Regions from separate parts of the Homo sapiens genome. Here region 2 is linked to region 1. Evidence: chromatin loops called from intact Hi-C (ENCODE). Cell type or tissue: IMR-90. All regions are shown on one strand. Links, peaks and the distances in the headings refer to the core of each region. The heading gives the core; the rest is flanking DNA.

What was found. Peaks named below come from ENCODE experiments on the same cell type or tissue, not always from the same donor. Only the 100,000 strongest peaks of a DNase experiment are listed, where the experiment ranks them.
Region 2: it touches region 1 in a loop (4-fold over the local background); 1 of 110 quality-filtered maps calls a loop at or near these places.

The regions. Positions count from the first base shown.
Region 1 is chr9:81,971,567-81,987,291 of GRCh38, reverse strand. It overlaps LOC105376107 (a long non-coding RNA gene), which reads right to left and starts at 10,047. Exons shown (of 5, transcript XR_002956914.2): 1 at 9,424-10,047. LOC105376105 (a long non-coding RNA gene) reads left to right here and starts at 10,203. Exons shown (of 6, transcript NR_188611.1): 1 at 10,203-10,684; 2 at 13,045-13,351. In IMR-90, for the core only: no CTCF peak of the experiment used is centred there; no DNase peak of the experiment used is centred there.
Region 2 is chr9:82,447,656-82,463,380 of GRCh38, reverse strand. No RefSeq gene overlaps it. Among named protein-coding and RNA genes, the nearest start is that of SPATA31D1, 470 kb to the right of the region's middle. In IMR-90, for the core only: no CTCF peak of the experiment used is centred there; a DNase peak (open chromatin) is centred at 6,550.

The sequences.
Region 1 (15,725 bases), core at 699-8,698:
AGCTATATGGGGTGGGTTATCCTGTCAGGTGTGGCATTATTGGGTTACTATATAGCTCCATGTGGCAATAGCAAGCAGTTTCAAGAGATGAATACATAGCTCAAGGAGGAAATAGGGCTGTGATTTCTGTCTCATTTTAATGTCTCTCTAGGCCTGATAACTTAAGAGGACTCACATGCCTCAGATAAAAGTTCTTTTCTTTACAAACACACCCACACACCCATCCTGTGACAAATCTATCAGTATTTTCAAATCCAGAATCAATTAGTTCCTCCTTTTATTTCAATCTTATTTGTCATTATGACCCCACATTTCTAACTCTCCCTCAAATACAGACAGTCCCAGCCCTCCACATCAATTTGGTAACAAGTATGCAACTCCCTTAAAGCAGGGATAGGTTACAGTGCGCTAAGCTATTATGACCTAAAAGACCAAAATAGATGCCCCTTTATCAACTAAGACAGGCCCTAAGGGTAAGGAAACAAAGTTACCTATGGGTCAAGGGTTCAGGGCCTGGATGGCATGGCAAATTTCTAACTTTCTATAAATAGACTGCCTCTAACCAAACGAGCTATCAGCTCTGATCGGACAGAGGACCGGCCTTACAAACATTCTTTTCTGATAAGCTACTAATATTACAGATTGCCAGTATCTGCCAGCATATAGAGGCTGCATACAAACCACCTTTGTGTCCCATAGTTTACCTTATGATGTAAAGGACCAAATTCTACCTCATTTTAGTGCTAAAACCCCATTCCAAAGTGAACATGGGATGTATGATACATATATTTACTCATTGTGGTGTGCTCAGCTCCCACAGAAGTATGTATAGCTTCTCCCCAAAACTTGTTGAGTATGTATGAATATGAATGTAAAACACAACCTGTCCTTCCCCTATTCCAACAGAGAGCACCTTCATTCCACACTGGATGCTGTCCCTTCCTGGTTTGCAAACTGATAAGAGCAATGAGGCTCTCCTTTCTACTATTAAGTCATCCTGCTGGTATTGTGGATGATACTACTGATCCCATCAGTGTTTGGTAGCAGAGTGAGACTTAGGTGTGTCAAAGCCTTAGAGCAGAATGTAGTCTTAAGCAACCTCACCTGACTACACTGTGGGTCATGTAAATGTGATCTTTTCCCGAGTGCCTTGGCATCCAAAAAAACTTGAGAACATCTGCTCTATATTCTACATAATCACTTCTGCAAATGTCCAAATACCAACTGCCTGTCACACTTTATTCGGGTGACTCTTGTCAGTTTAAATAATTCCAATATCCCCCACCCCTAACCCACCTTCCTACACATTCTTTTCTAAACTCTTTATCATGACAGCTGTCCTCTAAACTGTCTTTTAATTTCTTATGTCTTTCTTAAACTATTGTTAAAGCAAAGTAAGTATGGCTTGAGAAGGACTCCATACTTCTATATTTGAGTCCTTGGGGATGAACTGTAACCTAGCTTAATAGTCAGACAAATTGAAAACCTAACTCAATAGTATGCACCTGTAACAACAGCTGAGTGTTGGCCAATCCCAGCGGCCATAATTCAACCACTCACAGACTGCTGAATGTTCAAACTGTGTTCAAATAAGGCAAACGCCAAGCTGTAACCAATCTCACTCTTTCTGTACCTCACTTCCAATTCCTATACATCACTTTACCTTTTTTGTCTATAAATTTGTTCTAACCACGAGGCATCCGTGGAGTCTCTGTGAATCTGCTCTGATTCTGGGGTCTGCCCAATTCACAAGTCATTCATTGCTCAAACTCCTTTAAATTTAATTTGTCTGAAGTTTCTTTTAACACTATAAAGCTCTTTATTTGACACCCATTGGCCACCACTGTTTGTTGATCTCTTTTGAAGGGCTAAGACAGCCTCCAAGCCAGGCCAGGTCTCTTTTCAATTATGCAGGAGCAGGTAACCTGCCTTGAGGATAAAATCTGCCAAGAGATGCCCCTTCCTCTTCTCTTTAATATGCAGTCTCGGCCGAGTTTTCATCTAATAAATACTTACTGCTGGAAACTAGGAGACACAAGCATCTGTAAGCCACGGGCTCTGCCATTTACCTCCTGGTGCAGTTGGAGCGATTAATTCTACACAGCTCAAGAGGTATACAAATGCAGAGGAGAGGTTCCCCCGCCTCCAGCATTTACAATCGCCAAGTGATCTCTGGAACAGAGATACTGTGAGTCATAACTCCTCAGACACATCATGCTCTTTAGCAAAAAATCCCTGCATGTGCACTCTCTCCAATTTTCTAATATGGATTAATGATTCTTTGAGGAGATGGTCAAAGAACAGCTTCTCTCTTTTAAACTGTCATTCATTGGCTAGATATCTTTACAAACATATGTATGCCTACAGTTGAAACCTACCAGAAGTTTCAGTAAAAAGGCTTTTCCCCAAATGCTAATAAGATTCCTTTTCTGAACCTGGTAGAAGCGCCTTCAAAATGTAAAGGAACAAGAGACTAGAGATATATTTATTTTCTTTTCCTGTACCACCAACAGTAAATTCCATTGACATTGAGTGACAGTGCTTCACACCACTTATCCTTTCTGCACTAGCACCAACTATAAATAATAAATTTGTCTACTTTATGAAGAATTCTACTTCCAGCCATCTCAGTGCATTTTCACAACTTACAAGGTCAGCAGGTCAGGTATTATACCTATTTTTTTTATTGTTAATATTTGTTTTTATTGTAACAGGCACTTTGATCTTACTCTGAATATTGTGCCTATTTTATCAGTGAATGAAACCGAAGCCCAGAGAGGGTAAGTGACTTCTCTAGATCAGACAGTAGTAAATATTAGAGCCCTAATGAATAAATTCTCTACATTCATAATGCTTCTACTTTACACAATATTAATATGTAATTTCTTTTCTTTTTTTTTTTTTTTTTTTTTGAGACGTAGTCTCGTTCTGTCGCCCAGGCTGGAGTGCAGTGGCACGATCTCGGCTTACTGCAAGCTCCGCCTCCCGAGTTCACACCATTCTCCTGCCTCAGCTTCCTGAGTCACTGGGGCTACAGGCGCCCGCCACCATGCCCGGCTAATTTTTTGTATTTTTAGTACAGATGGGGTTTCACCGTGTTAGCCAGGATGGTCTCAATCTCCTGACCTCGTGATCCGCCCGCCTTGGCCTTCCAAAATCCTGGGATTACAGGCGTGAGCCTCCATGCCCTGCAATATGTAATTTCTTAAAGTAAAAAGTATGCTGTAATATTCAAATTAAAGTAGTCATACATTTAAGAATATTCACTTTGTCCATTAAAAGCTGGCAAATTTGGGAAGTAACGAAAAGCTATTTTTGGTACTCTATCACCTCTTAGATAACTTTTACTTTCCACTCGTAGCATCAGTGTCTTCATAGGTTTTTTTTTTCCTATCCCCCTCTTAAAATCTGCTTTTAAGAACTATATTACTTATGACTACCAGTAACGTATAAAATAAAAGTTTAAAATGTCATCCCTCCCAGGAAAACATTTCACACATTCTACCACCAAGCCTTGTAATAAGCTCTTACCAAAGCATTTTAAGCAGCCTGTGGGAGGTGGCAGAGGTGGCTTCTGGTAGGATAAGACTGTCTCACCCCTGGACCCATGACATCTTCCCAATTTACCTACACCGTCACCCAGAAGTCTGGTCTTAGATTTCACATTGCACTTGGTTTTATTATCTCCAAGGAGAAGTCTTTTCCAAAAGCTCTTAGAGTAATATGCTACCACTTGAGGATGCTCAGTATAGATAAACTACTAGTTTAGGACTTTCATATCTTCCCAATTGCCTAGGAAGGCTCCTCAATGCTCTCGCCCTCATATCGTGACCACTGTCCTTGGGATAAGCCACTTGGAGGCAGCTGTTTTCAGGATCCCCAAAAGCCTGAAGCAGAACAGGTTCTGAGGCAAAATCCTTTATAATTGTATTTTAAAACAGTAGTTTTATCCCAGCACTTTGGGAGGCCAGGGTGGGTGGATCACCTCCCTTTTACATATCAAGGGATCTGCAAAAACACTCCTAGAAGTTATACATTAGTTCAGCAAAGTCAAAGGATACAAAATAAAGACGAAATCCTATTGTTTCTATATATTATCAATCAGTACATAGGCAAGAAATTTAAAAGTGCAGTATCATATGGAATAACTAAAAAAAATACTTAAGTGTAAATCTAATAAAACATGTACAAGACTTGTATGCTAAAAACTACACAGTACCAATGAATGAAATGCAGAAGACCTAAATAAATGGAAAGCTTTAGTATAGCATGTTCATGGGTTGGAAGATTTAATATATAAAGATGTCAGTTCTCCCCTAATTATACAAATGTTTAATACAGTTGCTATCAAAATCTCAGCATATTTTTATACACAAGATTATTCTACAAATTATATAGAAAGGGCAAGGAACAGGAACAGCTCAATTTTGGAAAAGAAGAATAAATTAGAAAAAATCAGTCTATCTAATTTTAAGACTTGCTATGTAACTACAGGAATCAAGACTCTGTAGTGTTAACAGAGAGATACACAGACCAGTGAAACAGAACAGAAAACCCAGAAATAGACCCACACAAATATGCTCGATGAATTTTTGACAAAGTACAAAAAACAATTCAATGGAGTAAACATATTCAATTCAATTCAGTAGTGTTGAGCATATGGATATCCATAGAGGCAAAAAAAAATCCTCTGCCTAAGTCTCACACCTTACACAAAAATTAATTCAAAATGAATCACAGACTTGGATGTAAATACTAAACTATAAAACTTTCAGGGAAAAAAAAGAGAAAGTCTTCAGGGTCAAAGGCCAGGCAGAGTCTTAGACATGACAACAAAAGCACAATTCATAAAAGGAAAAAATGGCTAAGTTGAATTTCATCAAAGTTTAAAACTATTGCTCTGTAAAATACTCTATTGAGAAGATGAAAAGAAGCTACAGACTGGGAGAAACTCTTAACAAATCATCTATCCAACACAGGCGTCGTATCTAGAATATGTTAAGAACTCTGACAACTCAACAATAAAAAAAGCAAACAATCCTACTAGAACATGGACAAAAGCCTTGAAGAGACATTTTACCAGAGAAGATATACAGATGGAAAATAAGCACATGAAAAAGGTTCACCATCATTAGCCACTCAGAAAATGCAAATTAAAACCACAGTGAGATATCACTACACACTTGTCAGAGCAGCGCATTTTGTTTCTAAAAAATAGTGACAACACCAAATGCTGACAAAGATGAGGTGAAACTGGATCACTCATACACTGCTGACGGAAATGTAAAACGGTACGGCTACAGCTTGACAGCTTCATAAAAAACTAAACATGCAACTATCATACAACTCAGCAATCATACTCCTGGTCATTTATCATAAAGAAATGAAGATTTATGTTCACATGAAAACTGTACAGAAATGTTTATGAAAGCTTTATTCATAACAGCTCAACACTGGAAACAACCCAATTGTCATTTAATGAGTGGTAAAGCAAATTGCAGTACACCCATGCCATGGAATAAAAATAATAAACTACTGATAAATCCAACAGCTTAAATGACACTCAAAAGAATTAAGCTGAGGGGGAAAAAATTCCCCCAAAATTATGTACTATATGATTCCATATATATATATATATATATATATATATATATATATATATATATATATATATATTCCATGTGTACATATATATATATATATATAATATTACTGAAATGGCAAAAATGTAACATTGGAAAACAGATTAGATGGAGTGGAGGGAGGTAGGAAGTGGGTATGTCTATAAAATGGCAACATGAGGGGTTCTCATGGTGAGAGAAATGTTCTGTGTCTTGGCTATTTCAATGTCAATGTCAATGGTTGTGATATCATACTACAATTTTGTAAGATGTTACCACTGGAGGAAAATGGGTTAAGTGTACATGAGATCTCTCTATTATTTCTTACAACCACACATGAATGTATATTTATCTCAAAATAAAAAGTTTAATTCAAAAAAAAACCTCAAACTGAATGGGGGAATAAGGATGTGTTTGCTATCTTGAGTGTAATGATTTAACATGTACATATTCATGTATATCAAAACTCCTCAAATTGTACACTTTAAATGCATGCATTTTTTGCATGTCAATTACTCCTCAATAAAATAAGGGGTGGGGTGCTGGGAGGGAATACAGTATGTCTCTTCCTCTTCCCTTCCTAATTCAATCTTATAATCATTAGTTAAGTCAAGCAAAATAGGTATCCAAACCTAAAGAGGAGGAAGGGAGCAGTTAGGAGCTGTTACAGTGTCCCAGAGCAGAGTGTAAGAGCTGAAGCAGGGTGAATAGGCATTTATCATAGAAAGGTTGCCTGGTTCCAGGTTTTGGATATCCAGTGAGTTGAGGAGGGTGCCTACATAACACAGCTGCTGGGCACATAGAGGTCTAAGCCCAAGTGGGTGGAAGAGGACAGCCATACCTGAAGGGCCATGGTGGTGATGAGAGATTGCTTACAGACAGGAGGACTGACTAAATAAGCAAATATGTTTAGGCTAATGGGAACCAGATTTCTCATTGTTGGAGAAAGAAGTCACCAATGTGGAAAGGAAGAAAACTAGAATAAACCCTGTAGTGTTAAATTACAACTAGAGGTACTGATGTAAACTCATGATTTTCAAGATACATAGATATGTAGAGAAATAGGTTGAGATTTAAATGTGTGAACATGTATGTATACTAGCTCTGTCCATCGAGAGGGCCTAAAACCAACACCACCTAAGATTAATAATAATGAACACAAGTAGCACTCCGACCTTGACTTCTAAATACCATTCTCCAATAAAGGAACAAGGGGTACTAAGAGAAATGGCTGGACCCAGGACTGATGCAGCAAAAGTATACGATGAGCCTGAAACATCTTTTTGTATCAGAAAGTAAGAAATAACAGAGATATATCCAAAGAACACAGAAGTCAAATTGAAGTAACTAGCTAAATCTATGACAATTTGGGCATCAAAATAAATATTGATAGTAACAGACTGAATTGGATTCAGTAAGAAAACAAGAATCTACATTGATATAAAGTAAGTCAATAGATAGAAAATTTTATGTGGAATTGCATATCTGTTTTTGTTTTGGAATGGGACATTTAACCTCAACGAGAATATTTTAATTTTGACTCAGATTGTGAACATGTATTACTAATATAATTAAAAATGTACTTCAAAGTACAGCTGATGATCTGAAGGTTCTTAAAGTCTATTGGGGGGAAGCATAGTGAACAGTGAGAATTCTAGGATTTCTTTGCCCAGCATATATTTCCACTTCATCCACATATTAGTAGACTAGCTATGGAGAAAATGAAGAGAGAAGCATAGAATAGCTGTTCTGTTTCTAGCTTGGGTGTCCTGGTGCTACTAATTAATAATGGGGATATCAGAGGAAAAGCAGCTTGGTGACAGAAGACGATAGTTCAGTTCGTAAGATTTTACCTTGAGGATGTTTAGCAATCAGTTGGTTTCACTGGCTTAAAATTCAAAGAATTAAGTTAGTGCTAAAATAGTTAACTACACGAGGGGATAACTTATCTAAGGAAACTGAAAAAAAAAGAAAAGTAGTAGACCAAGGGCAGTAAGAAAATAAACACTTAGAAAAAAGCTTTCTGCAGTTTGTAATAGGACAGTTTATAAGCAAGTACAATTACGAACAAACACAGTAAGCAAAATATTTTTTAAAATGTTTTAATTAGCAACTGCTCAAATGTCAACAAAAAGTAAAATTAACAGATATTTCTCATAAGAAGACATACAAGCTGCCAAACATGAAAAAATGCTCAGCATTACTAATCATCAGAGAAATGCAAATTAAAGCCACAGTGAGATACCATCTCACACCCGTCAGAATGGCTACTAAGAAGTCAAAAAACAACAGGTGCTGGTGAGGCCACAGAAAAAAGTGAATGCTTATACACTGCTGTGAGGAATGTAAATTACTTCAGCCACTGTGGAAAGCAATTTGGGGATTTCTCAAAGAACTTAAAACAGACCCACCATTCTGTCCCACATTCTCACTCTGGGTATATATCCAAAATTATTCACTCTCCCAAAAACACGCATGCACTCATATGTTCGTTGCAGCACTATTCACAATAGCAAACACATGGAATCAACCGAGGTGTCTATCAATGGTGAAGTGGATAAAGACATTGTGGTACATGTACAGCGTGGAATACTATGCATCCATAAAAAAACGAGGAAATCATGTCCTCTGCAGCAGCATGGGTGCAGCTGGAAGCCATTACACTTTGCAAATTAAAGCAGGAACAGAAAGTCAAATACCGCATGTTCTCACTTATAGTGGGAATTAAACACTGGGTACTCATGGACATAAAGATGGCAACAATAGACACTAGGGACTACTAGAGGGGGGCAGGAAGGGGAAAGCGTTGAAAAAGTAACAATTGAGTATTATGCTCAGTACCTGGGTGACAGGATCATTTGTATCCAACACCTCAGCATCATGCAATATACCCAGGTAATGAACCTGCATATGTACCCCCTGAATCTAAAATAAAAGTTGAAATTATATTTTAAAAAACTAGAAACTACTCAAACATCGATACAAAGTAAAATTAATATTCTACCATTTAATATATTATAAAAAGATTATGAAAGTTTATAATCACATAAAATGTACATGATGTGTTTTTCTTTTTAAGTACTTATTTAAGCAATGTAAAAAAATTTTTCATAGCAAAATCTGGAAATAAACATCAAAATGCTAAGAATAATTGTTTTAAGGATGGAAATCTACAGGGTTCTGCCTTCTACTTTTCCGTATCTTTCAAATTTGCTATACAGATGCTCCTTGACTTACAAGGGGGTCGCATCTGATTAAACCCATCATGAGTTGAAAATACCATAAGTAGAACCATCAAGTCAGGGACTGTCCGTATACTACTTTCCTTTCTTTTTTTTTTTTTTTTTTTTTTTTGAGAGGGAGTCTTGCTCTGTCACCCAGGCTGGAGTGCAGTGGCTTGATTTTGGCTCACTGCAAGCTCCGCCTCCCTGGTTCACACCATTCTCCTGCCTCAACCTCCCAAGTAGCTGGGACTACAGGCGCCTGCCACCATGCCCGGCTAATTTTTTTTGCATTTTTAGTAGAGACGGGGTTTCACCATGTTAGCCAGGATGGGCTCGATCTCCTGACCTCGTGATCTGCCCGTCTCGGCCTCCCAAAGTGCTGGGATTACAAAGGCATGAGCCACCGCGCCCGGCCTGTACTACTTTCTAAAAAGGGAAACAGTCACAAAAAGGACGCCCTCTCACCTGTTATGAGGGCAAACATAGTGATATTCCTGTCTTACAAGGAACACGGACACGTAGTAGGCTCTCAATAAATGCATGAATATATCAATATTTGTGTAATTAAAGACAGTTACCTGAGATTTTCTGTCCTGCAAAAGCCTGCAGTCCTCTCTGCTGGAGAGCCTCCTGTCTTGCTGTTCTGTATCTTGAAAGGCGTGACAAATGGCTGTGCTTCCACTCTCAGGAGTACACCTAATCTCTGTCCACTGGCACTGCGCCTTGGTAGACCTTTACCTGGGGTTCCCAGCCACGGTTCCTACCAGACACACTTCTGGCTCCCTCAGAGAAGGGGAAAAAGCACTTGTTGACGCCTCTGAAAAACAGCGTGTAGAGACAGCATCCTTCTTCCGGTTACTGATCCTACAGAGAGGGATGATGATCTCTTAATTTTGTGTGTGGACCAGCATTTTGACATCTTACACTGTCCTCCTGTCCAGCGCAGGCATTTATTTCCAAGGCACTGGCCTCTCTGGTGTCTGAAAAATCCCATGTTGTAACTGCATCAGGGCCCTTAGCCCATTCCTTAACTTCGGCCCTTAACTGAACAAAGTTCTTTACTTGTTCATTGCAGTACTCAGGGCCAACCCTACTAGCAGATATCAGTATCTCCTCAAAAATTACGTGAAATATGAGATTCAAAGCCAGGCAGCCAATGCAAAGCGAAGCCTTAATAGCGGTCAACATTGTTACTCTAATTATTATACCATCATCTCCCTCGAGTTCCATCGAGTATCCTTGGCAGGTGCAGCCCCGCGCCCAGGGCTCTGAGCGGTTTCCGAGGCCTCACGCGCTGGCGGGGCTGTTGAGATCGGTTGGGGGCTCCCAGGCCGCGAGGCGCGCTGCCAGTTGGGATGAAAATGGCGGATGAGGCCGGGCGCGGTGGCTCACGCCTGTGGTCCCAGCACTTTGGGAGGCCGAGGCGGGCGGATCACAAGGTCAGGAAATCGAGACCATCCTGGCGAACACTGTGAAACCCCGTCTCTTCTAAAAATACAAAAAAAAATTAGCCAGGCGTGGTGGCGGGCGCTTGTAGTCCCAGCTACTCAGGATGCTGAGGCAGGAGAATGGCGTGAACCCGGGAGGCGCAGCTTGCAGCGAGCCAAGATGGCGCCGCTGCACTCCAGCCTGGGCAGCAGAGCGAGACTCCATCTCAAAAAAAAAAAAAAAAAAAAAGAAAAGAAAAGAAACTGGCGGACAAAGGAAGAGATCCTCCTTCAGGCAGGGTAGGGAAGAAGGGCACTCGGTGACCAGAGACCTTTTCCAGGACCATGTCTTTGAAGCAAATCTCAGCTCTTGTCTTCCGGAAGCGATGGAGACAGAATCCAGAAGCCTGAGGTGAGATTTGTGGCCAACGCTGCCGCCTTTAGGAAGCCCAGCAGCGCTTCCTCGCAGGCCGGGTCTCTGGATGAAGCCTTGCCCCTGGCCGTGGCTCCACCCCCAGGCAAGGTTGGGCCCCAAAGGACGCTATACAAATTTGCTGTACAGATGCTGTAGTATGCCTCCTGTCTGAAATCTTTCCTATTGCTCTTTCATTCCTCCAGAAGTTTCTGAGCTATCTAATTACCAAGTGCAGGGCACAGAGCCGTGATGAGGGAGACATGATCTCAGTCTGGAAGACAGACTATTAAGCCAAATATTCCAAAACACTGTGGAGGGTGTTGTGAATTGGAAACCAAGGACGGATCACAGCTTGGGAGGATCAAGGCAGGTATCTGAGGGAAACCTCTTTAAGTATAATGGAAGGAAAGAGCAAAGTTATTTGATGGGAGTTCAAGGTGTTTGGGATATTTTTAAGTTTTATGATGAAAGGTTCCCATCTGTTGTCTTCTCATTCCTTTGTAATATATGTGGTCCAGCACATATGTTCAATGGGTGAGTGGGGTGGAGAAAATTAGGAAAGTGAAATTGTAATTTTGAGTAGAAAAGCAAAGAAATTTACTAAGAAAATAATAAGATAAACTCCACAAGACAGAGAGCTTTGCTTCCTCACTGGTGTGTCCCAAGTGCTTAGAAGACTGCCTAGCACAAAGTACTCACTGGAGGAATGAATGGATTATTTTCAGGCAGTGTTAGAAACTGGCCATTAGTTGTAGATAATAAATTAATGGTGGCACCAAACACTTAATTGTGTGATTTTATCCAAAAAGAATCAGCTTGTTTTTAGAAGACAGGTCTAGTAAAGGTAGCAAGTTGGATTTTCCCAGGCAGGAAAGATGAAAAGACACTGGGATAGGTTGTTTGGAGTAGACCATAAAGTCCAGATCTTAACCAGGTTTGTGGTTAAGTGTGGATCATGAAGTTTTTCTTGGAGAGGAAGGAAATTAAAAGGGTATTGGATTGACAAGGAGAAAGTTTAAAGTGGCTTGCAATTCCTGAATTGGTTGAAGAATTGGCATACTGAGGGCATAAGTGAGAAGGACAAAGGGTGGAATGTCAGACTGTATTTTTTCAAAAAGCAGAGATGTTCCTGGTAGTTCTAGGGTATGGCAGTAACTGAACTGGAATGAAGGTAAAGGGCTTTAAGATGACATCTATTCACCTGGATGTTGAGGCCTTCAACTGATTTCCTTCACATTGAGGGTTCCTTACCCTGAACCCCAATCCCAACTTTTTCCCCTCCCAAGGCTATCCACAGAATTACCATTCTTCCTGAACGTCTAAGCTTTGGTCAATGACATCACTCTGAACAAGAAGGAAGAAATGGAGCAGTAAGAGAGAGGGCTTTAGTAAATCCATCTTACTTTTGTCACCCAGAATTTACTCACCTTCTGGAAATATTTCCTCTATTGCCTTATGGGAAACTAAACCCAATTTCGATTTCAGTCTACGTGCAGGTGGAGTTGCCTTTCCCAACACTCCTATTTTGAGGATGGTATGTAACTCAGACTTGGCCAAAAAGATCATTCCACGTTTTTGGCAACAGTGATTGGTTAGGAATGGGCATGTGACCCGATTGGAGCCAGCAGGGTACTAATGGAACTTTTGAAGTAACTAGTGGGAGAGGCAACCTATTTTTATCTGCACTTGAAGCCTGGAGAATATAGCTATGAACTTGCCAGACACAAAGTCTTAATGAAGCCAACTCATAACACAGAGCAAAGACATGGATAGAAATGGAAGCTGAGGAAATTAATCGAGTTCCTATATGAACCCTCCTGCCTAGGGCCAGTCTTACTTCCAGACTTTTTGCCCCTAATTTCTTCTCTAAGTTTGAATACTGGCAGTGGTATTTCAGGTGGTTCTAAGGGATCTTTTCACTTTACCACACAATTTCTACCTTCATACCAACTTTCTCTTTTTCTTTGGATGCTACAACTTCTTTGATATTTGCGGGTTGTTTGTGTGTGTGTATGTGTGTTTTTTTTTAACTAGCCACCACTCCACACAGCTGTTAAACAACTTCCACCTTGATCATCTGGATATGGATCAGGATGATGACCTATTTGGCACCTTTGGCCACTTTGGCTTCAGTGAACTCAATGGGATGGCCAAAAAGAAACCCTTGTGTTAGGAAGTCTTCTAAGAAGTCTCCAGTGACTCTACCTCATGGTATTGACACACGTGTAATTATCCCTCCCCTTAAATGTGGGCTGGACATTCTGATTTGCTTCTAACCAGTAGAAAAAAGATACAGATGACGGGATATCATTTTCAATTTTAGTTTACAAAAGGTGTAACTTCTGTTTTGTTAGCAGACTCTCTCCTTTCCTGGCTTTGATGAAGCAAGCTGCCACACTGGAGAGGCCTACATGATAAGGACCTGAAGGTGGCCTCCAGCTAGCTCCAGCCAACAGTTGGCAAGGAATTGAGGACCTGAGTCCAATAGACCTTGAGGAACTGAATCCTGCAACAGCTACACAAGTGAGCATGGCAGTGTATCCTTCCCCAGTAAAGCCTTCAGATGAGACCCCAGCCCCAGCTGACACCTTGATTGAAGCCTTGTGAGAGACCCTGAAGCAGAGAAACCAGCTAGGCCTTGCCTGGATTCCTGATCCACAAACTGTAAGATAATAAATATATATTTTTAGGCCACTAAATTTTGAGGTATCTATTACACAGCAATACATATCTAACATACTTGTAAATCATCATAACCTTGGTGTAAGATGTAGTAGCATGGCTGGAAGGCAGGGACCAAGATCACCTTCTCCAAATAGGATGATATTGTGTCTGACAACATCCCTGCAAATATTGTCTTTATGCTCAAAGATCATCCCTCATACTCTTATACTGAAGTGGCATCACTGTGCTCTAAATATCGCTTATTAGACTCTAGGAAGTGAGGCCTAGGTAAAGGAGTGTTGGGTGCAGTGGATGCCAGGATGGAGTTATGAGCAGGGATGATGAGGTTATACTTTTCCCTCTTCTCTTTTTTTCCTTGCCCACTCACTCTCCCATTACATTTTTCTTGGTCTCTGTCTCCTTTTTTCCCAAGTTCTGAGTAACTGCCTGGTGACCATTCCTACAAGTCATTGCCAGGCAATCTCTTGGTCTTGTAAGAGTGCTATCAAGCCATGCATCTTGAAGAGATTCCCTAGAGAAGGGAGTCTTCTCTTTCCTCAAGATAACCTCATAAGCAAAGAGACCTTATGGTCAACTTCAAAATGTTCTTTTTAGACACAGTAACATGCCACATATAACAGATTTTTCAGCAGGACCCACACTGCCTGGACCATACCTCAGCCAAATAAGTGTCCACAATAGCAAAATCCACCCATTCATGCCTCATACAATGACCACTCACCTGTCTGATGCTCTGGAGTCAGTAGCTTTTTAAAAATGAAAGTAAACCACTATTTTCAGAAAATTATTTTTATTCCTGGCCTCTTTCAGAGATGCATTTTCTATCCCCACTACTGCTCCAAAAAGGGTACAGAAAGGGAAAAGATGTACTACTACCCATTTTCCATTTTCATTAGGGTAAGGTAGGAGGTGGGGAACATGGCACATTGCCCCAAACTTCATGAGGGAGAGAAGGGCTGCCTCTTGGGAGGAATATTTATTCCTCACCAAGAGATCCAAGAAAAAGATTTCTCCATGTCACTGATTTTAGGGTCTAAAACCCCCCACATTTCCAACTCTAAAACTTCCTAAAGGCCGGGCACAGTGGCTCATGCCTGTAATCCCAGCATTTTGGGAGGCTGAGGTGGGCGGATCACCTGAGGTCAGGAGTTCGAGACCAGCCTGACCAACATGGAGAAACCCTGTTTCTACTAAAAATATGCAATTAGCCAGGTGTGGTGGCACATGCCTGTATTCCCAGCTACTCGGGAGGCTGAGGCAGGAGAATCGCTTGAACCCAGGAGGCAGAGGTTGCAGTGAGCCGAGATCATGCCATTGCACTCCAGCCTGGGCAACAAGAGCAAAACTCGAAAAAGGAAGGGAAGGGAAGGGTAGGGTAGGGTAGGGTACGGTAGGGTAGGGGGAACTTCCTGAAAGGTTTTAGAGTAAACTTTTTGTACTTTTATGAAATAATAGTGTTTTAATTACAGGACATCTGAAAAGTGTCAAAAGATCCTAGGATAAGACTGAGGAGGCCATTATCAGGCTCCCTACAAGGGACTGGTCATCTTTTAGAAGCCAAAAGAGAAAAATAGTAAGACCTAAACTAATTCCTTCCTTTCCCTGAGCACAAGCTCTGGAATACCCAAAATCCACACCTCCAGAGCAGTACATGGAGAACACCACTCTATATTAAAAGAAACATTTATTGGGGAGGGTCAATATTCTTGGTTATGCTAAAAAGAGATTGCTCTCATCAGAGGATATACTATCATGAAAACTGAGAGGCTCTACAAGAACTGGATTATTCTTTGTGGAAAATTTTTCCTTCCTGTAAGTGCTGGAGAAGCATTTTCTGTTTGCAAAGAAGGGCCAAATCTCTGAACACAGTGCCTTAAGCTGGTTTAATGTCAGCCAGGGGCACCTGGCATACTTGCATGCAGATGGGGCTTGGATGGGACACAGGCTCACTAGAGGGCAGCAGGGGGGGGGGATTACTCTGGCATAATAGCTGCTCTTTAAATGTCACAACTTTCTGAGGATGACTAATCCTAGTCCTGATCCATCTAACACTTGAAAGATAACTTGGGCCATCAGAGACAGCTTCTTGGTTATAAGGGTTGGTACTTGACTCTTCCCCTTGCCACTGTTCAGAGGGAAGCCCATAGTTGGAGGGTTGTCTGTTGTCAGGCTCTGCCTGAGTCTGTGGCTCTTCTTTGGCTGACTTAATTCCAAGTCCTCAGGTTCCTGCCTACATGCCAGTTTCTCCTCTAGTATCTTCCCAATGGCTGTCATGAGCTCAAGAGCTTCACGAGTCCTCATAAAGACAGGTCTACCTTCAACTAGGTCTTGGTGCTGTAGAAAGGCTGGCATT
Region 2 (15,725 bases), core at 2,853-10,852, 470 kb before region 1:
GCATCACAAAAGTATGGCTATGTTCCAGATAGCCCATGGCTTATAGTTTGCTTACCCCAACAATATAACACAGTGTGCCCTATTGTCACAATTTTCACTCCTAGATGTAAATCAATGATACTCCAAGACTCATATTCAATCAGGATCAAAGTCTAGGATCTTATGACAGTATCTATATTGGACTGATTTGGCAACTCATGATCTAGAGACTTATGAATTAAAGTGGCAAGTCATCTGCTTGTATATATGGCAAGTCATACACACAAAATGAAAAGAGATACGTTAACTGCAGTAAACATCCTCATTTGGAAAAGAATTGAGGGCACAAGTCCCACTGAGAGTGGTAAATCACCCTGATTAGATCCTAGATACAACTTCTAGGAGTGACTCCCCAGTCCATTGTTCAACATGGTTCTTCGATCCACCCTTCGATCCATCCACATCTGAAAAGACCATCAGAGAATATAACTTTCTTAGAACTTAACCAGCTTCCTAAGCCTGTTTCTTGCCTGTATAAATTTGGAACCCCAATGTTCTCTTTTATTGTTCATTCTTAAATTCAGCCTGATGTACTTTTGTAATTTTTTTTTAGGCAATGAGTTTGATCCAGTCAGCCCTATATGTCAAAAGTCATACCCAGAATTCCTTTTGCAGAATCTCTCTCTCTCTCTCTCTCATTTCCAGGTCCTTTGGCTATATCTTCCTCCAGTGATATTACACCTTTCATCTCCAGTATAGGAGGCATTTTGTCCAATTATAATGATCTGCTGAGCCCCATATTAAGCCATTTAGAGTTTCTAACTGAAGATATGATAACTACATCCATATTTTGATGTTTGCTGTGGAGCCATTTCTTTAAAATTGAGTCCCTGATGTGGGATATAACCATGAAACTGAGTCTTAGAAAGCCTTTAAACTCAAAATATTTCTTTATTTTATCTTCAGCTTGTGAAGATAAAAAATATTTTTTTTTTACTTTCTAGAAGGTTTAAATTCTAGAGTTTCTGATCATTCTATATTCCCTTTCAATTTTGATTATTTTTTTCTATGTTCCTCTCTTGAGGCACCACTCCAAATGAAACTAGTAATAATCAGCTCATCCTATCAACAATTTGCATCAAAACTTCTGTACCCAATGCACAGATAAGACTCACTTTAGATCCAAAGAGAAAAATTGGTTGAAAAGATGGAGAAAAGGTATTCCATGCAAGTAGTAACCAAAAAAGAAATGGGGTGTCCATACTAATATCAGATAAAACAGATTTTATGTCAAAATTGTTACAAAATATTTAGAAGGTCATTATTTATGATGAGAATGATAGTTCATTAGGTTTCAGTTTTACCAAGTATTTCACCCCCAAATACCATGGATTGCCATTTATAGGTTATTTACAACAGTTTCCTCACTATCTCATTCCAAAGCCAATGCCCTATATTTTAGGTTGTTGTCACGGCTACATGCCATTCTTTTTAAAATTTCAACTTCTATTTTAGATTCAAAAGAAGACATATAAGCAGCCAACAAATATATAAAGATGCTCAATATCACTAATCATCAGAGAAATGCATCCCATCCTTACTACCATTTTTTGAATAAAGTTTTGCTTTAATAATGATGCCTAACAAACATTTGTAAAATTCAGTGGTTGACAATAACAAATGTGTATTTCCTGCTGATTATATAAAGTTGAGGAAGTTCATTACGGGTAGACCTGCCCTACCTGAAATACTAAAACTTTCAGGTTAAAATGCAAATAATTTAGATAGTAAGTTGAAGCTATATGAAGAAATAAAAACTCCAGGCCGGGCGCGGTAGCTCACGCCTGTAATCCCAGCACTTTCGGAGGCTGAGGCCGGTGGATCACCAGGTCAGGAGATCGAGACCATCCTGGCTAACACGGTGAAACCCCGTCTCTACCAAAAATACAAAAAATTAGCCGGGCGTGGTGGCGGGCGTCTGTAGTCCCAGGTATTCGGGAGGCTGAGGCAGGAGAATGGTGTGAACCCGGGAGGCGGAGCTTGCAGTGAGCCGAAATCGCGCCACTGCACTCCAGCCTGGGCGACTATTGTATTTTTGGTTGGTAACTCTTTTTTTGTTTGTTTCGTGCATAATTTAAAGGACATACTCATAAAACAATAGTTATATATTAGTGTTAATGGGCATATAGGTATAAAGGTACAATTATGATAATAAATACATAGAGGGTGGGGAAAAATGGAGCTATATAGAAGCAAAGTTTTTATAGAGCTATTTAGTTTTATAGAGCTATATAGAAGCAAAGTTGGTATCAATTCAGACTAGATTGTTATAAATTTAGGATGCTAACTTTAATCCCCATGCTAACCACTAAAAAATAACTAAGAAGTATATAGAAAAGGAAATGAGAAGGGAATAAAAATGATACACTGAGTAACTAAACACAAAACCAGGCAGTATTGGTATAACTGAAGAACAAAAAAAAATGAAAAACATATAAAAACAAGTAGCAAAATGCCAGAAGTAAGTATTTCCTTACCAGTAATCACTTTAAACATAAATGGATTAAACCCACCAGTTAAAAGACAGAGGCTGGCAGAATAAATTTAATAAATAATTCAAATATATGTTGTCTACAAGAGACTCACTTTAGATCCAAAGACAAAGTAGAGTAAATTTTAAAGGATGAAAAAAAATATTCCATGCAAGTAGTAATGAAAAGAGTGCTGGGGTGCCTATATTATCAGACAAAACCAATTTCGAATAAAAATGGTTAGAGAAGATTTAGAAAATCATTATTTATTTGGTAAAAATATCAACACATGAAGAATACATAAAACTTATAAACATGTACCAAAAATACAGTCCCAAAATATATGAAGCAAACATTGGCAGAATGCAAACCAAAGCCACATGCAATACTACTTTGCATCTACTAGGAGAGCTGTAATTTTTTTAAAAAAGGAAAATAACATGTGTTGGCAGGCATGTGGAGAAACTGCAACCCTATTAGATTGCTGACGGGAATATACAATGGTTCAGCTTCTGTGGGAAATAGTTTGGGGCTTCCTCAAAAACTTAAACATAAAATTGCAATATAACCAGCATTTCCACTTTTAAGCATATGACCAAAAGAATTAAAAACATAGACACAAATACTTGCACATGAAAGCTCGTAGCAGCATAATTCATAATATTCAAAAGGTGAAAATAACTCAAATGTTCATCAATGAGTGAATGAATAAGCAAATTATAGTATATACATACAATGGAATATTATTCAGCCATAAGAAAGAATAGAATATTTCTGGCACTTTTAGTCTCAGCTACTCAAGAGGCTGAGGCTGGAGGATCACTTGAGCCTAGGAGTTCGAGGGTATAGTGTGCTATGATCATGCCTGTAAGTAGCCACTGCACTCCAGCCTGGGCAACATAATGAGACTTCATCGCTAAAAAAATTTTAAAAAAATCAATAACGTCAAAAATTAGCCTAAAAATACAAAAATTAGCCAGGTTGGGTGGCATGCACTTGTAATCCCAACCACTTGGGAGGCTGAGACAGAAGAATCGCTTCAACCCAGGAGGCGGAAGTTGCAGTGAACCGAGATCATGCCATTGCACTCCAGCCTGGGCAGCAAGAGCAAGACTCTGTCTCAAAAAAAAAAAGACAAACTACCAATACATATAACGCGAATGGATCTCAAAAATATTTTGTTTTGTGAAAGAAGCCAGATTCAAAAGACTACAAACGGTATGATTCCATTTATATAAAATTCTAGAAAAGGCAAAACTATGGTAACAGAAAACATTTCATAAGTTATTAGATGCAAATATCATGGGAGTAAATTGACTGAAAAGGGGAATAAGGTCACTTCTTGGGATAATAAAACTGTTCCATATCTTGATGTTAGTGGTGCTACATGACTGTATATGTTTGTCAAAATTCACTGAAATTGAAATATCTAAAATTAGTGAATGTACAGTATGTAAAATATACCTTAAGAAAATTAATTTTTAAAAGAAGGAAAAAAACCTCTTTTTGCTAAACTTACATAGTGGTTTTTTTTTTAAATGCCCAACTTAAATCTTTATTTAGATGTGATATAGTAAAGTTCTTCCAATGATGGCCATAGAGATTTTCTAGAGTTGAGAGAAATCTTTTACCCTTTTGACTCAGGTGCTAAAGGGGACTATTAAGACGAATATGCCTTCTGTGCCAATGGAAGATTGAACCACACAATATATTCAACCATATGTTCTCATCTCAGCCTGACCATCTGCTGGCTGCACAATTAAATATATCATCTAGTTCACTGATTCCCATTTGAAGAAAAACTATGGGGTAAAAAAGACATATCCTATAAAATACTTAGTTAGCTAATAGCTATGTTGAAAGAGTCTAAGTACACTATCTTCCAAGAATAAACCGTGCACCCTGGGGGAAATAAATTCATTCAAGGTATCAATGTAACTCTGAGTTTGGAGGAAAAATGCTTTTATATCTACAAAAAAGAAATGGAACAGGAGTTGTGTCTCAAAAACTTGACCCAAGACAATCAAGAGGGCAAATCTATTTGTCTGATGTCTCTAGATTGCCCTTGAGGAGAAATTAGAGAAAAATTAGAGTTACAGCTATCTTCCCATTGCCACTTTGATGTCTACATTTCTGTCCTTTTGAGAATTTTTGTTGTTAAGGTAAATAATCTATATATATGTACTTCTAACAATGATGTAAAACTCCATTTTTACACTTTCTTGGTATGAACCATGATTTTCCCTGAGCACTTGTAGAAAAAAATCTTGGTCTTATTTCCCTATTTCTCCAAAGGCAGAATTAGATAGTTTGTTTTGCTTAAAACAGCTGGAAAATAACTGCTATCTGTTTGCCAGCCTACTAAAGATGTGTTAGCCCTGTTGCTAAATCCCCAAAGTTCATATCTATGAGAGTGTGTTAGTTCTTAACTAAAATGACATCTACAAAGAGACACATTATAATTCAGTCTCTTCATTCATTCCAAAAACATTATCATCAGGGTAAAGGTTCTGACGTTTGCAAAGTTAAATATACGACTGCTTCTTGAGAGATGGTCCTAATTTCAATCTTTTGCATATTTCATCTCAGCTGCTTCTCAGGATCCACTTCTTTCCCCTGCCAGTGGCAAATGGTGCCCTTCAGACGTTATCCTTTTCCCAATCCAGCACTTAGGACGTTGCAGCCACTCAGAAAAGCAGCCTGTCAAAGACTAAATCAGAAAGGATGGACCCTGCTGTTTTCTTCACTTCAGAGAGAGAATCCCCTGGGGTGACTTTAAGACACAATGTTCACCTGTCATTTCTAGCTCATCTGCAGAATCCACTTGTGGTGCTTTTCACATTCTCAGGTAGTCACATTTCTTTTCTTGTGCCTTTCGTTTATGAAAAATGAAACACCCCACAGAAGGTGAACCCAGAACTCTTTATAAAACGAAATTCAGCGAGGTGCAGCTAGCAAATGAATAATCTGCTTGCACTGCACTGCTTTCAAGCAGGCTTAAAATAAAGCAGTTTATAAGGCCCAAATAGAATTACAGTATAACAGACTCAAAATCCGTCTCTAAGCCCAGTGTTCAACCTAAGAGGGAAAATTCCAGAAGGGCTGCATGTTGAGCTGGCTCAAGGTCCGTGAAATGCTCAAGAAAGAGATCATTTTCAGTACCTCCTTCCACAACCTCTCACTACTTGTTAGGTGCTTTAGCTTATGATCATGCAGGGGACCTCAGAACTGAGAATTCTTGCTAGGCACAAGGTTTAAGAAGGGAATATCTTAGTCTAAGTTTGAATATTTAAATTATTTTCCAGAAGTGCACTCAAATCGGCCTACTGCAACTGAACATAATTCTTTAAGCTCATGATTGCCTAACCTGCTAAGTGCACACTCTAGCCCTCAGAGTTCCTTCCAGATGAGCTAAGTGCTTTCCACATGCAAATTTCATGATTAGAGATAGGCTTTTAATGGAACAATTCTGTAGCTCTATGATGTATAAAAACACTGGAGAAGAGGGGACCACCTTCTTACAACCTGGGACCGTTGAAAGGTTGCCAACCTCTTTAGCAGAGAAAAGTCTAAAATGCCAAAAAAAAAAAAAAAAAAAAAAAATCACAGCTACTAGTGGTCACCTGCTTGATTGAACCAAACACTCACTCCCTTTTTGTTCCGAAGTCCCCCTCCCAGACTAGGTCTGTTCAACTTAGGCCCTCCTAATTAGATGTCCTGCTTTTCAGAGCTCTCCACTCCATCCACTCTGCATGCCATTGAAAGATAAGTCTTTAATCCAGTGCCTAATTTCTCATTGCTTTGTCATGTGAGGTTTGCTTTCCTGACACATTCAGAATATCTTGAAGACTGACCAGGATCATGATTTAGACACTTTTTCCCCAAGCTCTTCAAGTTATCCAGTATAGTGCTTATGAATAGAGCATGGAATATGTAAATGATAGAGGCCCAAGGGAAGCAGGAAGCTTCAAGATGAGGCCTTTGGTCTTCACAGAGAGCAGAGGAGATGTCTTAGTGAAAAAGAAAACAGCCAAAAGGAAAGTGAGTCATCTGCTAAGAACCATTCATCCACTCATCCACCAAAGACTTAATGAGCATGTGTCGTGAGGCAGAGTCACCCAATACCAAATAGATTATATTCTCATTCTAAGAACAGTAAGAATTCCTAGCATTTGAAGGTATTCATAAGACACCTTCCCTTTGCTCTTTTTATGTTACATGGATTCTCAAGAATAAAACTAGTGATCACGGGAGAAATGCAGTTACAGTTTGATGTAAATGAACCAGAAAGTGCTTGCTCTGAGCAGTTGCTCACAGAGAGAGGAAGCATCTTATTAACTTTGCTGATGGCCCTTTCCAACATTGTCCAGGGTGTGACACATGAGCCGATAAAGTGGATAAAAGCAGAGTGATGGCTCAAGAAGTGAGTTTAGACCAGGCCTGGGATGAGCACCAGGCCCACACATGTTCTCATTAGTGGTCTCAAAATTTCACCAGCTCCCTGATATGAAGAATGCCTAGTTCATACAAATCACATTGTGTATATTCTGAATTTCAAGACAAACATTTGCATCTAACTTTCCTGTTGGCAAAGTAGACCAAGATCATTTTACAAATGTGGGCTTCATTCTCCAGGTGGTCTTTTGCTACTCTTCTAAATTTCCAAATTTAAAAAATGCACATATTGTTAAGGTGAAACACTTGCATTGAGTGGACACAACTACTGTTAACTTTTTTTTTTTTTGAGATGGAGTTTCACTCTTGTTGCCCAGGCTGAGGTGCAATGACATGATCTCGGCTCACTGCAACCTCTGCCTCCCGGGTTCAAGCAAGTCTCCTGCCTCAGCCTCCTAAGTAGCTGGGATTACAGGCATGTACCACCACGCCTGGCCAATTTTGTATTTTTAGTAGAGACAGGGTTTCTCCATGTTGGTCAGGCTGACCTCAAACTCCCCACCTCAGGTGATCCGCCTCAGCCTCCCAAAGTGCTGGGATTACAGGCGTGAACCACCGCGCCCGGCCTTTGTTACTATTTTAATGCCCTGATTGCTATGAGGAAAAAAGGACTTAAAAAATTAGGACAGAGATCTATTTCAATCCACTATACCATCACCCACTCACTCATGCTATGGATGCCCAGTAAATAATTGATTAATTAAAGTGTCAGGTCTGTTGCTTAATTAAATCAACAAGTTATTGAACAGGAATATTCAATTATGTACCCCAGGTAAACAAAGCTTCAGGTAACACTCCAAGACTCCTTCCACCCTGGAGCAGTGAGCAGGACTTGCAGCTAAGTCTCTAGCAAGCTTAATGTTTTCTGCTCTTTACCCTGGACTTCAGTCAAATCATCAGTTGTCCTTGTGCAGAAAGCACTATGATCACCAATATGATTAATAGGTCCTTTATTCTGTGGCAGGGCTTCCTAATGCCAGCTTTCAATGAGCTTTGTAAATGTCTTTTTTATGCCCTTCATTGAACATGTGCCTATGAAGTTTGAGTAAACAATGTGCATTTGAAGATGTAGACCATATTGGCAAATACATTCCTCCCACTTTTGAACTAGTATTCCTGTGACAAGGCAAAATTACAATGTTCCCTGACTCTTCACTGCCAGTTAAATTTTTGAGTTCATGACACCTTAGTGATTAGACGACACATTTATTTCACTTTAGCACCTGAACAATGATAGCACAGCACGGAAAGGACTTAAGGGATTTTCCAAAAGAAAAAAAAAGCTGTTGTCTTCTGTACTTCATGTTCTCTGCAATTGATTGTGAGTAAAAGGACAGGCAGTGCTTTGCAGCTTGCTGTACACATCTGTAAACAGGAGACAGATAAGTCTTTCAAAGTGGTCCGCAGTACATGAATGTTGCTCCAGTTTATGAATGACTGAGCCTCTCTCTCTGAGCTGAGAAAGTAGGCATAGGATATTGTATGTGAAGCTCTCTCTTTTGGATCACTCTGTCAAGAAAAAAAAAAAGCTAATCTGGAACAAATCACAAACTGTCCCTGTAAATCAACGCTTGGATGAGCCCTTTGGAAGTGTGGAACAAGATAAGAAGTAAGAACAACATTCACTCTGGTGAATACCATTGTGATCCACTCTGCAGATTTCAGGTTGAACTGCTAGTTTGTTTGCTACAGAGACATTTTACCAGAGTAGCAAAGTCCAGGCACAGGCATGTGGGAAACCAGGTACTGTTCTGACCTTTTGAAAGTCCTCCAGGGACTCCAATCTAGACTTGTTTTCTACTTAGTAAGCTCATAGCATTAGACCAACATCCTATGGGCCTTAGAAAAAGAAAAGCTAATTTATTGGTTATTTTTGTCTGTCCATTGACTTATTGCTTAAACATTATATTTTTCTTACAGAAATATTAAGGATGGCATCATATTACAATAAAACAAACCATTTATTAAAATATTTTTCTTAAAATTATATATCTATATACACATTTGTATATAAACAGACAGTGTGTATATATGCATGTGTACATACGTTCATATGTATATATATGTATGTATGTAGGTTTATACCCACACACACTTTTTAAATACATTTTTCACACAGAAAAATTCACAGCTATGTACATCTGATCTCCTTTTGACCTAGTTCATTGTAAAATACCATAAACCTGGCAGATGAGGGTGACTAATTTTCACCTGTGGTGAGACTAATGCGTTTACACTTTAATATAGCCATTTGTATTTTTTAAAACCAAATAAACTAAAATGAATGATCCTGCTCTCTGATCAAGAATATTGGCTGCATAAACCAAAAATACAGAAAGACACAAAAAAAATACAGATGCAATATTCTCAAAATATAAAAAGTGACAAGTTATTTAAATAATTGTCTCATATATTCAGAGTTTGGGAACTGTATTTGTTTGGTTATTTACAGAGTACTGATTCATATGCTTTTTCCATGTTAAAAAAAAATGCATTGATTCCTAGCCACCAAGTCCCTGACTTATTTTAGTAGATCTTCCTTCTGCAAAATGGTCCCTTGGTGATTCTGAGGATGAACACTAATATCAAGAGATAAGAGATTGAAATTTTACCATATGTTAGAACATGTGTACAGTGGAGCTTTTCTTGGATTGAATGCTGTCAACATGGGGATTCTTCAGCTTCAATGTGTCATTTCATCCACACCTTAAGCCCTCAGCAATGCTTTCTGTCCTTTGTTTTCATTTTATGAGAGGGGCCCTTCTCACGCAGATGTTTCTAAAACAAATTATATACCAAGATTCAAATAACTCATCACAATCGAGGTTCACTGCATTTCAATGATTCTCTAATATTTGCCACACTTTTAACTTTGTTTTTAGCAAAGTAATATGTGTTCATGATTTACATAATCAAATACTACTACAAGGTATTTTAAAAAGTTTTCCCTGACCTACCCATTCTCACCCTTGATTCTCGTTTTCCAAAGGCAAACATTTTCGGCATTTTCTTCTGAAATTTACCTCCATATTTTTAAATAACATTCTTACTGCCCTTTTCTTGATGTTTTTCTATTATAAAAAAACAGAAAAAAAATCTGTTTTTATGGCATACATTATCTTTCAATTTGTGGCATACATTATCTTTCAATTTGTGGAACAAATATGTGGAAGTAGGATCTCAGCTTCCTTACAAATCCACCCCAAAAAGACATACTCACACACCACTTTTTTTATTGTAAAACTATGTCACAATTTTTAGTTAAACTAATATTCATAGCGCCTTTCTTGTTCAACTTTTTGTTTTCTGTGGAGTAAATAATTGTTGTTTTTTGTTGTTGTTTTCCATATATCTATAATTAATATATCCCCAAGAGTTAAAGCTTTTTTTAATAGCCAATACAGAGATGGAAAATTTTTTCTATAGAGGACTGGAGAGTAAATAGGTTAGGCTTTGTGAGCCACATGGTCTCCGTTGCAACTATTCTACTCTACCATTGTAGCAGTGTAAATTACTGGGCAAGGCTGTGGTCCAATAAACCTTTATTTACAAAAATAAGAGGGATTGGGGGCTGGATTTGGCCTGAGCCTCAGTTTGCTGACCCCTGGTCTTGTATCAGGTGATCTATCGGTTTTTTTGTTTTCTTGAAAATATTCCTCCCATACATTTTGATTCTCTTGCTTTAATCTGGACTTGAGATTGTGTACAACTGCTGCAAAGCCATTACCTGACATTTCCCCATACCTCTCTCCTAGGTTGAATCCTTTCTTTCCTCACTCTCATGTCTTTCTTGCTTTCCATCATCCTTTCAATAGCTTACCAAGAAAAAGTGAATTGAAGGTCAATTGTTTGAGACCATGCAGGTACCTCAAATGACTTTATTTTATCCACATATATTTTTGATACTTTTACTGGGTATAGAATTCTAGGTTAGAAAGAATTTTCCCCTCAGAATTTTGAACCATATCTTTATTTCTTTGAGCTTCTAAATCTAATTGAGAAATATGATTTTATTCCAAGTCTTGATCTTTCCTATGTGACTTATTTATTCTTACTGGCAGCCTTCAGGATTTTTCTCTTTTTCTCCAGTGTCTGGAAATTTTATGATGATGCATATTGTTGTTGTTCTTATTTCTACCAATGTATTGGAGAATCAATAGATTCTTTCAATATCAAAATGTATGGCTATCATTTCTGGGGCATTTTTTTGGAATAATTTTTTGGCTAATTGTCTCCAATATGATCTTCTTTTCTGGAATTCCTACTACTCAAGACCTCTATAATTCATCCTATCTTTTTACTCCCTTTTCCCATCTCTGAGCATATTGGTTCTATTTTTGAGGATAGTGTTTTTTTTAACTTTATCTTCTAACTTCCAACCAGCATGGAAGTTACAATAAAACATGAATAGATGAAAATATACAAAGAATCACAATTAGAGGATGTAAACGTTTTTTGATGGCAAAGTGTTTGGAAACTTACAAAGCCAGTTTACACAAAGCACACAAGAATGGAATATTGGTATGGAAGGACGTAGGCATCTCAGGAACCTTCCCAGAACCTTCTCACAGGGGAGTACAGCCTTGGATGACAAGTATTACACAACAGAGATTCTGAGTAAACATATCCCTAGTATTTATAGATGAAATAGCTATAGAATTGTTTGATTAAAATTTTCTTCTTCACCTGACATTTCTTCTAAGTTCCTTTGTTCTATTCATTTGTTTTGATCTCTCTTCTATTGTAGACCCTTTCTTCAAATGTTTGGTATTTACTGGATACTGTTCATATTTATGAATGGTGCACTAAAAAGCTGACAAGACAAACATTAGTTTGATTATTAATTATATAATGCATGTCCTAGCTGTGCAAGCCTAGACACAATGTAAGCTTCAGTGAGTTATACTTTGCTCATCTATACCTGAGGATACTAAGTCTTCCCTGTATGGTAGTTTTGAATATCTAATGAGATCAAATACGATATGATAAGGGCCTGTCAAAAGCCATGCCCTTACAATTTATAATGGGATCTTTAAATTGACAATTTCTTCTCCTCCTGCTTATTAGCATACGAAAGAGAAGTTATTTATTTTGAGTCAGTACAATGTATCAGACAGACATTATAGGTTTAAGAATCAGACAAACTGGAAGATGCTTTCAAGCAAGTTTATTATTTCATTCATCTATTCATTAAAAAATATTGAAAACCATCTCTGCCTCTTACTAGCTGAGTGAGCTTAGGTAAATTACTAATGTTCTTCAGCTTTAGTTTACTCATCTATAAAATTAAAATAATAGTACCTAAATAGTAAGGTGGTTGTGAAAATGGAATAAAACACACAGCCTGCAGCACATTATCGGTGGTAGGTATATTATGCTAGATGATTATTTTAATAAATGAATTAGTGAGTAGCCACTTAGCATGGGTTTTTTAAAGCTTGGTTTTCTTGCAATATGGATTAGAATAATGATATTAAAATATTCACAGGCCATGCGCAGTGGCTGATGCCTGTAATCCCAGCACTTTGGGAGGCTGAGGCAGGCAGATCACGAGGTCAAGAGATCGAGACCATCCTGGCCAACATGGTGAAACCCCATTTCTACTAAAAATAAAAAATTAGCTGGGCATGGTGGTGCATGCCTGTAGTCTCAGTTACTTGGGAGGCTGAGGTGGGAGAATTGCTTGAACCTGGGAGGCAGAGGTTGCAGTGAGCCGGCCGGGATTGCACCACTGCACTCTAGCCTGGCGACAGAGAGAAACTCCATCTCAAAAAAAAAAAAAAAATTCATAAACACACTTTGCTCTTAATTTGCTTGTACTGAAGACAAAATATACTGTCTATTCAATCGATTTGCCCAACATTATGTAGCTACCAAAACTAGTACTTTGTGGACTTTTCAAGTTCATGTCTTCTATGATTGTAGGAGCTTTAAATGCATCAATCCTTGGGTCACAGCAACCAAAGAAAGAAGTGATAGGTGCAGTATTTGCAAAAGCAGTATGCCAGGAAAAAGGAGCCTCAATAGCTTGCATTCTGCATATGGAAGCTAGCTTATTTAGCAAGGGTATTTCCCTGTTTTAGCTGTTTCCTCATGATGTCATTTACCATTGAAAAAAATTGACATCTGAAGTCTCTGACCTATTTTAAGGCTGTCTTATCTCAAGAGGCATCTCTTCAGTGACTCTAAGAATAAGGCTGAGAGATGGGCATTGAAGTTCTGCCATATGGTGCAACATATGTACAGTTGGTATACATGTCTTGAAAGGATAGCAACATAAGATACACTTTATATACAGTGTATCATCACACATAAACCTTTCAAAAGAAGTCCAGAATATGTGTGTGCATGCATATAATTATAGGAATACATATGCATAAATGTGCATATATATGCATATATAGACACTCAGATATGTTAGTATACAACCAAGAATTGTTTCCATGAAAGCTTAAAATATTGGGAGATGACTGCCTTGGCAACTCTACAAATCTAATTTTGAATTAATTCGTTTATGTATGCAAAAAATATTTATTAAGTATCTATGATATGCCACATTGGACACAGTATTGAACTGCATCACAGGCATTGCAAAGGAAATGATGTTTTGTAACAAAGAGAATGTGTTACCTTTTGTAGAAGATTTTTAGGAAGAAATGGCAAACAATATTTTCCAAGTTCTAAGTAAGAGTCTGCCTTGACAAATATTAGTCCCATGGTTAAGGATTGTTAATGGAAAATAAGCATTTCTTTGTATTTACAAATTTTTATCTACCTATGGAAAGAATGAAAAAACTCTTACTACAGTCATGTGCCATACAATGACATTTCAGTTAACAATGGGCTGCATATACAATGGTGATCCTATAGGATTATGATACTGTATTTTACTGTACCTTTTCTATGTTTAGATATGTTTAGATACACAAATAGTTAACCATTGTGTTACAACTGCCCACAGTGTTCAGTACAGTAATATGCTGTACAGGTTTGTAGCCTAGAGACAATAGAATACATAGCCTAGGTGTATAGCATCATCTAGGTTTGTTTAAGTACACTCTATGATGTTTGTACAATAATGAAATCACCTAACAACATGGTTCTTATAAGATATTCTTGTCTTTAGTGATGCATGACTATAATTTAGTTACTACTTCAAGCCACACCTTTGCAAGTACTCTTTGTGCTCAATTAAACAATAATTAAAGAATCACACACACACACACACACACACACACACACACACACACACAATAATATTAAAAGATGATGAAGCTGAAAAAGAAGTGCTGCTCTGCTCTCAGAACTGACAAGATCTGCAAAATCAACCTCAACACCCCCAGAACCTGTTTGGTCTGTCTCGGAGGTAACAGGGACTTGCAACCAACAACTTAGCTGTTTGTCTTCCTCTCACTCATTCTTCCCTTTCATCTACCTTGCAATTCTTTCACCTGTTGCTGCCCTTCCCCACCTACTTCTTTTCTTCTGGTCTTTTTTCCCACTTGGTAATGTCTCTGTTTTATTATAATAAATACCCATTTCTGTCTAGCACCTGAAAAAAATCTTCAGATAAAAGCACTCTACAATAAAATAAATAAATGCAAGAAATCTTAGAGAATGGTGGCAGGAGGAAGATGATAATATGAAGGCAACACATTCAGAATTTGAAAAAGAGCCACCTAATCCAAATGCTCAGAAATCCATGTCACCCTAATCATCATGTCTACTGAATGTACTGTGACTATACCCAGGTCATTTGATAGAGGGCACCTGTAAAACTCTCAAAGAGAGAGTCTAAGTTTCCTTGGTGAGATGCATTCTTCCACTTACAGACACAGAAATACACAGATGTATAACAGAATAGAAAATAATAGCACATTTTCATTCAAAAATAACAGTAGTCAACTAGAAAGACAAAAAAGTAGTATACATTACATATTTTAAATAAAAATAATTTTAATATAGCAATATATTCTAATATAGTGATATCAAAGACAAACTTTCAAGTCTATCAGATTTTCAAAAAACAAAGTTAAGTCAAATTACTTTTCAAGTGATGTTAAGTCTATTTTTGCTTCTCATTGACCACAACAAGATATTTGTGATTAAATTATTACTTGTCATTCACAGTGCAAACAAGGCACTGGGTACTTTGTTTCTCACAATTTGTTTGTATAGGGCAAGTACTTAATATACATTAATCAATCTTCTCCTATCATTAAGCCATGCAAGTCGGGTCTTAAGTTTCTTCAAGACCACCTGGTCTTCAGTTCTTCAGTTAGAATTGCTATTGTCAAGGATTAACATCTTAATTAACTTAAAGGTCATAAACACAACAAATGGGACCACTTCCACATTGTTCCTTGAGTCCAAAACCACAGTAGAATTTCCAAATGAAAGAATTTTGCCAAAATGTCTTTCAAATCACTGCAACTGGTAGCTTTGATTTTATTGAGCATCAGTGTTTATCAAAGGAGCTGTCATTAAGATTTTTCTCAAGCACATTTGACATCTCCCCAGGCTGGACAATAAGAGATAAGAGCAGCAGAGGCAGAATAATAGCTCCATTTATGGAGCAAAATTATGTGCCTGGCAATGTGTTCTATGGACTGTAAAGAAGATCCACTGTGCACTGGTTACCACCTTGCCTTGAGTGATATGAGACAAAACACCCACAGACACAACAAATTACATGAAATGGATTACTTAGAGTAAGCAGCAGGAGACAACGGAAACCTAGAGGCTCATGAAAAAACAGTC